Regions from separate parts of the Homo sapiens genome. Here region 1 is linked to region 2. A link is an interaction called in ENCODE POLR2A ChIA-PET data of the cell type or tissue named here. Cell type or tissue: endothelial cell of umbilical vein. All regions are shown on one strand. Links, peaks and the distances in the headings refer to the core of each region. The heading gives the core; the rest is flanking DNA.

Region 1 (6,499 bases), core at 1,089-5,088, 62 kb before region 2:
AGTGGAAATGTAACTTCTTACTTCTAGACATTAACTACACAAGGCACATGGATGAAATGGCCTTTGGTGAAATGGTTGTTGAAATGGTGAAAATTTGAAAAATTTAAACCCCAACACAGTAGCCCATTGCTGCCCCATTGAGAGGCTGTGGAAATAAGTTACCCAGTCAGCTTTTGGGTTTGGGTGAGATCTGTTCACTTTGGTTTTCTTTCTTTCTTTTTTTTTTTTTTTTTTTGAGATGGGGTCTCACTCTGTTGCCCAGGCTGGAGTGCAGTGACATGATATCTGCTCACTGCAACCTCTGCCTCCTGGATTCAAGCGATTCTCTTGCCTCAGCCACCCGAGTAGCTGGGATTACAGACACGCACCACCACGCCTAATTTTGTATTTTTAGTAGAGACAGGTTTTCACCATGTTGGCCAGGCTGGTCTCGAACTCCTGACCTCAGGTGATCCATCTGCCTCTACTTCCCAAAGTGCTGGGATTAGAGGTGGGAGTCACCGCGCCTGGCCCACTTTGGTTTTCAAAACCAAAGTGGGATGCCCTGCCTCCGCATCCCTTCCCAGGGGTGCAGTAAGCAAACAGGCGGTGGGGACAGGGCTGGGTGGTAACATTGAGGGGTTCTGTGAAGTTCTAGGACTTGATTGCCTGGGAGAGCCTCTTGCTCAGGGCTGGTAGGCTGGGGCAGATGGTGTGCTGGGGCGGATGGTGTGCTCAGGGCTGGCAGGTTGGGGTGTCTTCCTGCTGTCCCATGGAAGATGGAGCTGTTGCTGCTGGTGGCTTATCAGCACGTATTTGTTAAGCTTGATTTATGCAAAGGGTAGGGGCAGGAGAACCCAGAAAATGATAAATGACAAAGCAATGATAAAAAACAAGAGGAAGAATGACTAATTGTTATTTATTGAATACCTGTGATGTGCTAGGCCTTGTGCTACATTTGACCTTCTAATCCCACTAGTCCCCTCCATAGTCCTCTTTATGGATTCTATCTCTGTCTACACCAAGCAACTGAACAACTCCATTTCAGAGTTAGTGAGGGCAGAATTGGGATTTTGACACAGGTCTTTCTGAATCCAAAATCTGGGCTCTTAACTATTGTGCTCTACTATCTCTCAACAAAGAGGTACAGGCAGTGAGTGCTTCAGGTGTGAGGAGGAAGCAGCCAAGAGGAGTGATGGTAGAATGGGGAGGAGGAAGGAGGAGGTGAGGCTGGAGCAGGCTCTCAAAGGAAAGCCAAGGCAGATGAACAAATGGAAGGCAGAGCAGATGGCTGGAGTGCAGGCAAGAAAGGACATTCAGAGAATCAAAGAAAGCGGCTACTACACATGCTGCTACACAAGGGTTCCTGGGCCAGATTGCCCTGGGAAATGCTAGGCTGTTTCTTTACTGTTTCTTTATTGCAGGACTTGTCAGAGCCTTCATATAGTATTAATGAGTTACATATTTCTCTACCAAATACATTTGTTGATCTTGGAGAGTATTTAATGGAATAATATCCTTAATATATCCTTTAGGACATCCAGGACTATCATATTAGTTTGGAAAGTTGTGATAATCAAATGTGGAGAGGCAGGGAGGATTAGGAATGCCAGATTAAAGAGTTAGACATTATCCTTTAAGCAGCAGAAGGCAATGGAGGGGCTGTGGTGTGTGCGTGTATGTTTGTGTGTATATGCCTGGCTATTCTAGCTATGGATAGTGGGAGGGGAGGAAGGGGTTTTGAGTCTTGAGGCTGAGGATCCAGTTAGAAGTCTCTCCTACAGGCTGGTGGCAAATGAGAATATGAAGCTCTTAGCAGCATTGGGAGTAGAAATGATGGATTTAATAAAATAGTAAAGGAAAAAGCCAACAAGGGGCTATAAGGAAAGGTGGGGAGTCTTTGACTGCAGCCTGGGACATAGGCAAGTATAGAGCTTTCTCCTGGGCACCAGGTTTGGCATGTTGAACGGGAGTTAATCATGCACTATGTAGGTAAAGATGCAGCCTCCCACCTCCCATCCTGGGGAGAAAGATTTCAGCAGGAAAAGTAGATCTGAGTGTCGCCGGAATAGAAGTGGCTGCTACAGCAGAGATTTCCAAGAAAGCAAGAAGAGCTGAGGCTTGCACTGGGAGCCTGGAAGTGAAGCCGTGTCACAGAAGCATGGGGAAGAATCCGTGGATACAAAGGGACTTCAGAGAACACCCTTAAAACATGAGAACTCTGAGGCCCAGTGAGGTGGATGGGAGCAGCTGGAAGCAGCCCGTCGGGTTTGTGGCTGAGCTGTCAGGGAACAGGTCTCTTGCCTCCTCACTGCACTTTTCTCCCTTCTGCTTCCTCTTAGTAATATATGTACAGCCATTTGAGCTTTACCTATTTGCATGGGCTTCAGTAGAGCTGCAGGTGGCCTTCCTAGCAGGTGTGGCCACCAAGTACCCAACAGATTTCAGTCTGTTCTTGTCTTCGTTGCCTCCTCGGGGTAGTGAAAGGGCTGGGGAGCCTGTTGGTCCTGTCCCAGGGCTGTCCTCTCTGCATCCGTGCCCCCTGGGCTTTGCATGGGGGAGGAGCCTGGAATCTCGCTCTCTTTAAGGCTGGAAGCCAGGATGGCTGCCTGAGACTGCTGGCTATCTGTGCCCTCTCCTCTTGCCAGGGCTCAGTCTGGGGCAGAATGTGGCCCAGGGCCTGCTTGTCAGCACGTGGCTAGGGTTTCCGTGTTAACGTTCCCAAATTGGGATCTCAGAAGATCAAGTGTCCGTGTTGTCTGATCACGCTGAGCCTTCTCGAGCGGCCAGCTGCAAACCTTTCAAAGGGCTGTGTGTAATTGGCTTGGGAGATGCTGTGGGGGACTGAGAAGGGGACAAAGAAGTCAGTTTTTAAAAGGAAAAAAATAAATGAACATAACAGTCTTGGGCCAGTTGGGTGGGGCATGGTGCTTGGGCACATTGAAACCCCTTCCTCTTCCCTTCCTATTTTTCCACTTCCAGAGGCCCCTTTGGCTAGCGCCGTACTGACCCCTGCAGACCCCCTCTGTGTAAATACAGCCTCTGTCTCCCACCCACTTCTTCATTATGCATTCCTTTAATCTGACCCATCTCCAGGTTGCCAGCTGGCAGAGACTCAGCAGATTCCAAACCCCAGCTGGTGCCAGAGTGTTTACACGGGCCAGGGAAGCTTGGCAGACAACCTGCCCCCAAGCTACTCAGCTGTAGGAAAAGGTAGAAAGACTCCTGGAGATAAGTGGCCCGTTTGTTTGCAGACTTTCTCTCCTCCCTCATTCACCCTCCCCTGCATGCCCACCCTCACTCCAGTTGCTGCTCTATCCTGAAAACGTTAGAAAGAATCCCTTTGTGAAAGGGAGGTAAATGGCTAGGGACTAGCAGCGTAATCCCTACATCCAAGCAACCCTGTGTGGCACTCTGAGCACATAAAGGTAAAAGATCCTTTGCCTTCCGGGCTGAAACAGATCAGATATTAATTAGGAGACATTATTGGTTAGTGTAGAGCCAGTCCCCATTCATAACGGATATGTTTTTCCAAAATAATAAAGCTATGTGATCGAGTGTTCATGAAGCCAGGACTCATATTTGTCACTGCAGCCTGAGGCCAGTGGTGTCCTCAAAATCCTATATTCACCTCCTCCTGCCTCAGTAAAGGCCCCCTTGAAAAACTCAGGCAGGAAACTGTTCGTCCACCACAGTGGTTTATCTTGATCTGAGTTTGTGAGAAGCCAGTCCCAGGGTGTCATGCCTAAAGAAAACCATTTCTGAAGTGGGTTATCAACACTGTTGGTCCTTTGGAAATTAGATGGCCCATAAAGAGTGGCGATTTGTCTGCCTCCCATGCGTTTCATGAGGGGTAGTACCAGGATGTGTGTGGAGGATAATTTTGCTGGTTTAAAGTGTCCTATTCGGTTGGGCATGGTGGCACACTCCTGTAATCCCAGCACTTTGGGAGGCCAAGGCAGGTGGGAGGCCAAGGCAGGTGGATCTCTTGAGGCCAGGAGTTCAAGAACAGCCTGGCCAACATGATGAAACCCCATCTCTACTAAAAGTACAAAAATTAGCCGGGTGTGGTGGTGCATTCCTGTAATCCTAGCTATTCGGGAGGCTGAGGCAGGAGAATCACGTGAGCCTGGGAGGCAGAGGCTGCAGTGAACTAAGATCTTGCCACTGCACTCCAGTCTGGATGACGGGAGTGAAACCCTGTCGCAAAAAAAATAAAAATAAAAAATAAAAATAGTGTCCCATTGCCAGCAGTTACGTTGATGAGGTTAATTATTATCATATGGTGTTAGTATTCTTTTATTTGAGTAGCATATCTCCATCAGTCAGAGTCCCAACAGGAAACAGGTGGGGTAATTGAGGAATGGTTATGTAGGCACTATTAACAAGGGCGTGGACTGGCTCAGGGGAAACAGATAAGGAACAGTAAAGCATTCTAAGGCTTGCGAACGTGGGGAGCTATCCCTAAGCTTGAAGGGGCTGAGGATAGCATGGATCTAGAACTAAGAAGGAAGGGAGAGAGGAAATACCATTGAGAGCTGTGGTTGAAGGGGAGGGGCTGGAGTTTTGGTGGAGGGTTGCAGTGACTGCCAGAACTGTCCAGCAGGAAAGGAGCCAGGTGATGAATACCCCTTTCATGCTCTCTCATGTTCTGCAGATTCCATCGGAAGCCCACTGAAGTACTCCATAAAGGTGAAGCTGTCTGTTCTGGGACACAGGGTAGGATGGAGCATTGTGCAGCCCAGTAGAACTTACAGATGCTATTCTGCCTTCTGTTTGACTCCTACCTCATATATGACAACAGGCAATCAAAGGGTGGCAAAGCTAAACTGATGTCCCTGAAATACTACCATCTCTGAGAATAGGACTTTTGGACAGACGTTTCCTGATTGTAATAAGCCAAATAGTGCAACACATCTAACTTTAAGCTACTCTTGCCCTGATTTCTGGTGAGATTTAGAATCACCATTGCTTCTTAAAGTGATGGCGCATTAAATGCTTCCACTTCCATCTTTTGGCTGGTTCAGATAATACTCAAGCACCACTTAAACCCATTTCCTTCTCTTGCCCCAGTGATTTGCACCCTAGCCCTCAGGGACCAAGAGGAGTTTCTGGTGCAGCATAAATGGAATTCTAATCACCGTGTCTAATTACTACTAGTCTTTGAGTATCTGTATCCAACAGGAAATGGCTTTCTTGACTGTTTCACATGCAGGAGCTTGGACTCCCGTATTTGTTAGGTAACTGATGAAATTTAATTGTTTAATTATGAAATATGAGATGGTTTTTTAGAGTTTTGTGGCTGAAGAGACTTTCAAATTTTATGTTACGATGTTGCCTCCTTTATACTTTGAGGGAGACAATCATTTCTTTATCTTGGCTTGAATCATTGTGGGAAGCAAAGCTTTGAAATGCGCACCATGCTGGAATAGATGGTATCCCCACTGATGAACTCAGGAGACAGACAGTTGATTTTGGGCAGCTTTTGGAAGGAAGGGAGGGAGGGAGGGAAGGAGGGAAGGGAGGGAAGGAGGGAAGGAAGGGAAGGAAAGCTTTAAGGGGTCTGAGGGCCAGATATCGTTTCTTCCATTTTAGACTAGTTCATTTGAAACAAATGGGCACAGCTGAGATCTGAAGTTGGACCACACGGTGGACAGCCCCCGTAAAGCCGTTATGACTATCCTAAGCTAAACCATTGTATCTCTAGGCCTTCTCCAGTCCTTTCTCAGTGCCATCATGATTCTGTTCTAACCCTCACCTGCCCCCTTTTATCCACTTTCTGTACATGTTTCTGGCTCAAATCACCGCCTCGCAGAAATCTTCTCAGAGAAGGTCCAGAAATCTCCAAACCCAGGGCACTAACAGATGTTTTTTGGGTCTCTCCTTTGTGCCAAGAACACTGTGGGTATGGAGATAAATAAAGACATGGTCTTTGCCCTGGAGAAAGCAAAGGAGCTTCCACTTGCCCTTTGCCTAACGCTGTCCTGATCTATGACATCTCTTGTCTTAAAATGAACCCTTTATGCATCAAGGTCTCATTTTGATCATTAGATCTTAGGCACATCGTTCAGGTAGCATGGTGATTAACAGTCCAGATGTCACGGTCAGATGGATCTTGGATTCTAGTCCCGCTTCTGGGGCTTATTAACTGTGTGCCTTGGGGCGTGTTGCTTAAGCTTTTTGGGCCTCACTTTTCTGCACATTAGGGCCTCTGGGAGCATTAAGTGAGATCATTTCTGTAAGTGTTCAGAGCAGTTCCTGGCAGGTGATAGAAGTTCAGTGAATAGTAGTAATGTAGCAGTTCCTTATAGAGTTGGAGGTTAGATGAGGTAATCCTGTTTGGCGTTTAGCACAGTGCCTGGCATTTCATAAGATCTCACACGTTAGATGTCATTGTCGCTCCTTGCAGGGTTGCTGAGGATTATTTGATGTGATTGTGTAAAATGCCTTTACCTTGCCTGGCTTGCAGTAAATATTCAAAGAAGAGTGGTTGGTTTTATCGTCTTCGTGATAATGGAGT
Region 2 (6,499 bases), core at 954-4,953:
GGTTGAAGTGGGAGGATCACTTGAGCCCAGGAGTCTGAGGCTTCATAGAACTAGGATAGTGCCACCACACTCCAGCCTGTATGACAGAGTGAGATCCCATCTCTAAAAAAATTTATTTTTTTAAAAAGAAAGAAAGGAAATATTTGGGCCCCCTGTGGCCAAGTCAATTTGACACACAAAATTAGACATTGCTATACCCCTATCACCCTAAATAAGGCACCAATCTTAGATCCTATTAGATCCAATTTAGTTTCGACTTCAGTAGGAGTGAAAGAAGAACCAAAACAGAAATAAAACTTCAGGAACCCTGTAAATGCCTCTATGAAGAGTGTAAGGTGTATTTCAAAGCATAGTTCCAGTATCAAAAATTGTCTTGCATTTTCTCATCAGCAGGTCAGTTTGAGAAAGCACGAACAAAGTTATAGTAGTTAATTTTGCCTTCTCCATGAGAGCACATCCTGATTAACTGCAGAGAGAGCAAAGAGAATAGGTGAGACAGATCTGCAGGGCTTCCGTCAGCTCAACTGCAGAGTGCGCTTATGCATAATGATCCCGAGCCTTTGTAAATCAGTTCAGAATTTTTGTATCCTCAAGTTGATTCTGAAATGATCCTGTGAACCTGGCAGGTAGGACAGACATTATCCCCATCTTACACTTAATGAAACCAAAGCTGGATGGAGTAAATGACCTTCCCTGTTGAAGGCCGAAAGAATGAGCGTCATGATCAACTCAGTATACCACTGGAGGCTCTATGAGTAAACAGTAAACTGTTTCTCATGAAAGCAGGATGTTGGCAAACTGACAAACTGCGTCTGCTGCCCAGAAGGAACGCTGAAGGCAGTCACGACCCAGGCACAAGTGTTTCTTGTGATTAGACACATCTGAAGCCTGTTAGCAATAATGTGAACCTGTGATCAATTAATCCCTGCTCTTTCTACCCAATAAATATGAAGGGCTGTAGCAGCTCGGGCGGTTGCCTTTGCTCACTAGAAGCAGGGAGCTCTCTTCTTTCCCTTCCTTTAAAATAGTTACTTTTGTTTTAAGTTTTCATTTCTGCTTTCATCTTCCTTCGTTAACTCTCGTAATGACGGTCTCAAGTAGTAACAGTAGTAATTGTCGTAGAGATGTCTCAAGTAACCGTGGCAGTCTGCCACATTTCCCAAGATTTCAGAACTAACATCCATATTTATAAAAGCACTTTTAGTTGTTTTTATATTCAAATAAAAGACTGTCCACTCAGCTCATGAGGAGTAAGACTTTTTAAATAGCAGGCTCTTGCTACCACAGCCTAACGGAAGGGTCTGGTTATGCCACTGCTCAACCTGTGTCCCTTAAAACTCGACTGTGACTGGTAACAGACTGATTTTCTGTGGTTATTTTTATAAGATGTGCAAATCTGTCCCACCCCCACTTCCCTGCTCCACTTGCCAATGACTGCCATCCCTCTCTCCCATGTCAGTTCCCACATCAGACAGTATGAAGAATTTGAAAATCAAAAGTTGGGCATGCTGTCAACCTAAAATTTGGGGAGCTAAATGTGTGTTTGGTCCACATGAACAAATACTCTTCTATCTGCCCTCCTACTCACTCCCTGCTAATGTTTCTGTCTATGAAAAATCCTCATCTCCAACCTAGTCACTAGCCCTAAACCAAACCCTTTCCTAAATGACTCTTAAATTCTGAACACCTGTTTTGGCTAAAAGATCTTTAAAAAGGCCTCAGAATCTCAATATTTTTAATCAGTAAGAATGTCTCAATGATCATAAGCCACAGTCCTTGGCATTTCTCAGGGGGACTTTGTTCTGACTTCCAAGGGAACCCTGGCTAAAGGGTTTATAATGAAGAAAAGGCATGAAAGTCCCCCTTCAACTCACTTATGAAAATTCAAGGAAGAAAACTTCCATGCCCTTCCTCCATCAGCTGCTGGCCATGCTACCACTACTGACAGATGCCACAGCCCTCCTGCAGTGGTCATGCCTTCTTTCATGCTAACCCTACTGATGGGCCAGTGTAGGTATCAGCTGTGAAGGGTATCAAAGGCTGCCAACCAGTCTGCTCTATCAACTTATCTTTGAGTCTCCCCTTGGTAGCCACCCCTCCTGGATCGTCTCTGTTGCCCTTCTTCAGTCCTGACATGTTGGTCTACTAACCACTCTGTGTTGTCCAGCCCCAGGCCCACTTAAAGAGATGCCCTGCAACAGCAATTAGAAAAGAATACCAATGCTAGAATCAACGGGCAATACCTAATCAGGACAGAATAGTAGATCTGATCTGAACATCCTAAATCTGGCCCAGTTGTAGTGAAATACACACACAATTGCCTTTAGAAAAGAATGATCAGTGCCTAGCCTCTGCAATGAACTCAGAAGAGTAATTCATACTGACCTCCTTAACCAAGGAGTCATCCACTGGGACGTTAAGCGATTCACAGATTTTAAAGAACATGTCTCTGTCCACATATCCTGAAGCTTCCTTGTCATAAATTTGAAATGCCTCACGAATGTTGTCTTTGCATGAGTGATCTTTCAGTTGCTTCTGAATTGTGTCTATTAATGCTTCCAATTCCTGCACGCCTGGATCCTTTTCAGTTTGCTTGCTGTAGAGAAAGGAAGGAAATGACTGCACATGGTATTTATTCTTGATCAGTCTCATCTCGGTGACCAAAGTTCTTACTTGATGAAATCAGGGAAGCTTCTAATCACAGCTTTGAGACTGAGCTGACCAATAACTGAACACTTGCCCACAGGCCGATAGCTGACCTCCACATCAGGAAGGCCCGACTGGGGGCAGTTTTTGAATTTCCTCCCTTCTTGCTCAGCCTCCTTTCCTGCCATCTGTTAATCACTGCATCACAAGGAGGCAAATCTAATACCACCACCATGCCAAATTTGGTATCTGTGAGAATCACATCATTGTCTCTTACTACTGTTGCAGATTAATGTTTCCTCATCTACAACTAAATGCCTGAGTGATATATATAAAGAGAGATGATAGATATAAATATATAGCTATAGATCTGTAGCCAAGAATCAACCTTTTATAGTTTTAATATTATTCCCTCTCCAATTCACACTGAATTTTGTGAAAGGTTATCTATGGAAGCTAAGAGATTGCTCTGTGAGGTAGAGTGAGAAGTTTGGGCTTAGCATTTACTGAAATTAAGAGAGAATAGTAACACAGGGTGTTGGGAAGAGAGAGGTCTAACCCTTCAAAAAACAACCACAATAAGTAGAGGCTCAATTTTTATTTCCTCTGAACATGAAGGTACAGTTATAAAATTAAAAATTTTAGAGCTGAAAGATTCCCTCATATTTCATCTTCATAAATCCTTTTAGAACAAAATGGGCCACATAAAGTCAGTAAGCATTCTTCCCTCTTTCAGTGATGAGAAAACACATTTGAAGACCCGAGTGACTGATCCCAGATCCCATGTCAGCGGCAAAACTAGCACTCACATCCCACTCCAGTTCCAACATATTCTCTCAATTATGCCCAGTCACCTCTCACTGAATTCCTCTCCTTCCGTAACTTGAAAACTATCAATCTACCATTGCTTTTCTGTATTTACTTTTCTTGCGTATAATATTTTTAAAGTTCACTGTTGCAAATAGCCTCTGTTTAACTTATTTCCCTCTTTTACCTGCTGGCAAGTCTTGCTGGGGAAGGTATAAAGTGGAATAACCTTTCAGGAAAAATTTGGAAACATGAAGCAAAAGTCCAGCAAATAATCTCAAATAATTTATCCTAAGGAAATAATCATGGGTTGTATGCAAAGATACATCTATAAGATTGTTTTGAGATAGTCTAAATGTCCAAAAATAGGGAATTAAATAATTTACACTACAATAAAGCAACAGAATAATACTGCAGCCATTGACAATGCTGCAGAAAGAGTATAAAGATATTTTTAGTGAGAAACTCAAGACATAAAAGTATGTATAGAGTGTTACCTTGTGTTATAAAAGTTGTGGGGGAATAAGAGTATATACTTAAAGTTGCTTATATTATTTAAAGAAACTCTGAAAAGATATTCAAAAAAATAAATGAAAGAGGTAGTTACCTATGGGGAGTGGAGGGTAAGAAGTGGGTACATGAAAGATGGGGTAGGAACAAAGCTTTTCCTTGGTCCCTTCATATCTGTGTCTTCAAATATTTCATTTCACAAGGGTTCATGATAGACTATCAAGTGAAAAAAGCAAAATAGTATTACAGAATTTTCCACTTTATATGCATCTTTAAAAACAAAATATTAGAAGCAGTTATCTCTGAGTTATAAGATTTTCAAAAATTTTTGTTTATTTCCATTTCTATTACCTAGATTTTTATTCCCTAAATTTTCAAATTCTGGTCATGTGTTACTTTTGTAGTAAGCCAAGAACAATAAAAATTGTTGTAATAATCCCCAATATCTAAATGCTCTCTGGCATTATTAATTATAGAAGCAGAATGTGTTTATCTGATGAATGTAATTCAAATCATATATACTAAATTATGAATGACCACCAGGGAGCTATTTTAGTGGCAGAAAGCAGTCAAACCTCAATCTTGCATGTGTTTCCAAGAACTAGAGCCATGAAACATATAAAGTTAAAATGTGATCATCCAATCATTTGGGGAAAGAGACAATAACTCTCCCTTTCCCAAAGAAGCCAGATTCCCATTCCCCTTTATACAGCAGGAAAAATACCCATGGCATCTGCTGCCTTTGAGCAAGATGGAGTAAATTCACAGATAGATGGCAATAGGTGGTACTGTTTAAGGAAGAGCTAGTTAAAGTTACAGCCCCTACTTTATTGCCAAAGCCCAAGTCAGGGCACACTCTGGAAAAGAGCTGCAAGTTACAGGGCAAGGTTTGCTCACATGGCTCAACAAGAAAACAGAGGGGCCAGCTGGTTATGTCCAACAGGGACTGCCAACTGAGAGGTGGCCGGAGGTCCTAACATGCTAGTTGAACTCTGTGCCAAGCCCTCCAATGACCTTCCATAACTTCCATAAAAGTGAACGTGTTTTATAGAGTGGCTAATCTTCCAGAGGTAAGAGGGATGTCACAGTTTTCTGTGTGCTCTTAGAATATTTTGCTATGAGCATCCTGGCAAAGTCCTCCACTTAGAAAATGAGACAGATAAGCAAAAAGAAGGAATAAGGAAGAGCAGGTGTGCTAGAAAGATGAAAATGACAATGGCTTCATTTTTAGTTGTACAAAGTGGGAGATGCTGGTGGCTCAGATGGACAAAGACATGTTGAAAATAGATTCAGCAGAATGGAGAGCAATTCAGATACTGCAATGTCTAGAAAGTTTAGAGAAGGCAAGCAAAAGGACCAAAAACAGGACCTTGAGAAATGCCAACCTAGTAGACGGAAGTAGGAAAGACACACACAATAGGCTTTAAGAGAGGTAGGACTACCAGAAACTTTGAATTTCCAGAACTCAAGAGAGGATTTCAAAAGAGGGGTAATAAAGAGTAATCAATATTATATGTAGATCAGAAAAACTAAAGACTATACCAAGGGGTCAGCAAACTATGACACCCAGGCCAAAGCCAACCTGCTGCCTATTTTTTATACATAAAATTTTATTGAAATATAGCCACTCCTATTCATTTATGTATTGTTTACGGCTGCTTTCACGCTGTAAGGGTAGAGTTGAGTAGTCATGCCAAAGAAGGTATGACCCACAAAGCCTAAACTACTTACTACCTGTCCCTTCACTTAAAAAAAAAAAAATTGCCAACCCTTGCTCTAGATTATGAGCTCCCTATTCTCTCATATAATTGCCTAAGCATTTAATATAAAGTTTGGTATATGGTATAAGCTCAAATATCTGTTGAATTAATGACTAAATGAGAAGAGTCCATTATACTTGGAAACAACCAATGACCTTCAAGAAAGCAATTTATGAAGCAGTCATTAAAAAAAGTCAAAAAGATTCTGGAGCAGTCAGGAGGAAAGTGGTTACAGACACAAAATAGAAGAATTAGATTTGAAGAAATAGGAGGAGTTACTTATCTCTGACAAAAGAAGGTAAAGAGAAGAAGAGTGATAGTAGAGAAACATTCTAAGATGAAGGGTGAGAAAACTGATGAAGCCCACATTGGATCATTTGATCTCATATTTGAAACCAATTACTTCTATCTCCTTAAAGAAAATGGAAAAGAAAATGAGAATATTTGGAAAATTCTCATGGGAAAAGTAGCTAGAAGTGAAAAAGAAAAGGATTAAAAAGATAATTGAGTAAGTGAGTAGGGTCCTCTTGAAGCTAAAGTGCACAAATAGGCATGTTAATGGAACAAGAATAATACATATGAACAAATGTGTGTATGTATCTATGCTATTCACACATGTGGATTTCCTGTGGAAGGTAGGTTAATAAGTGTGTGCATTTGCTGGCCTTAAGTCTTGAGTTCAAAATACTGCAGTGGAGGACCCCAAACCCAAAGAGAATTTAAGAACTTGAAGATGAAGTTAATACTCAGTTACCTATGCATTATTCTAATTTTCT

Evidence for each region. Peaks named below come from ENCODE experiments on the same cell type or tissue, not always from the same donor. Only the 100,000 strongest peaks of a DNase experiment are listed, where the experiment ranks them.
Region 1: POLR2A ChIA-PET joins it to region 2 with 5 read pairs; 6 of 35 experiments call an interaction of 5 or more read pairs at or near these places.

The regions. Positions count from the first base shown.
Region 1 is chr6:52,548,256-52,554,754 of GRCh38, reverse strand. All of the region lies in intron 1 of TRAM2 (translocation associated membrane protein 2), which reads left to right. Among named protein-coding and RNA genes, the nearest start is that of TRAM2, 26 kb to the left of the region's middle. RefSeq lists an enhancer at 2,369-2,538. In endothelial cell of umbilical vein, for the core only: no CTCF peak of the experiment used is centred there; DNase peaks (open chromatin) are centred at 3,104 and 4,334; H3K27ac peaks cover 3,299 bases.
Region 2 is chr6:52,486,237-52,492,735 of GRCh38, reverse strand. It overlaps EFHC1 (EF-hand domain containing 1), which reads right to left. Exons shown (of 11, transcript NM_018100.4): 10 at 2,386-2,596; 11 at 1-466. The coding sequence ends at 395. Among named protein-coding and RNA genes, the nearest start is that of EFHC1, 69 kb to the right of the region's middle. In endothelial cell of umbilical vein, for the core only: no CTCF peak of the experiment used is centred there; a DNase peak (open chromatin) is centred at 2,665; H3K27ac peaks cover 2,651 bases.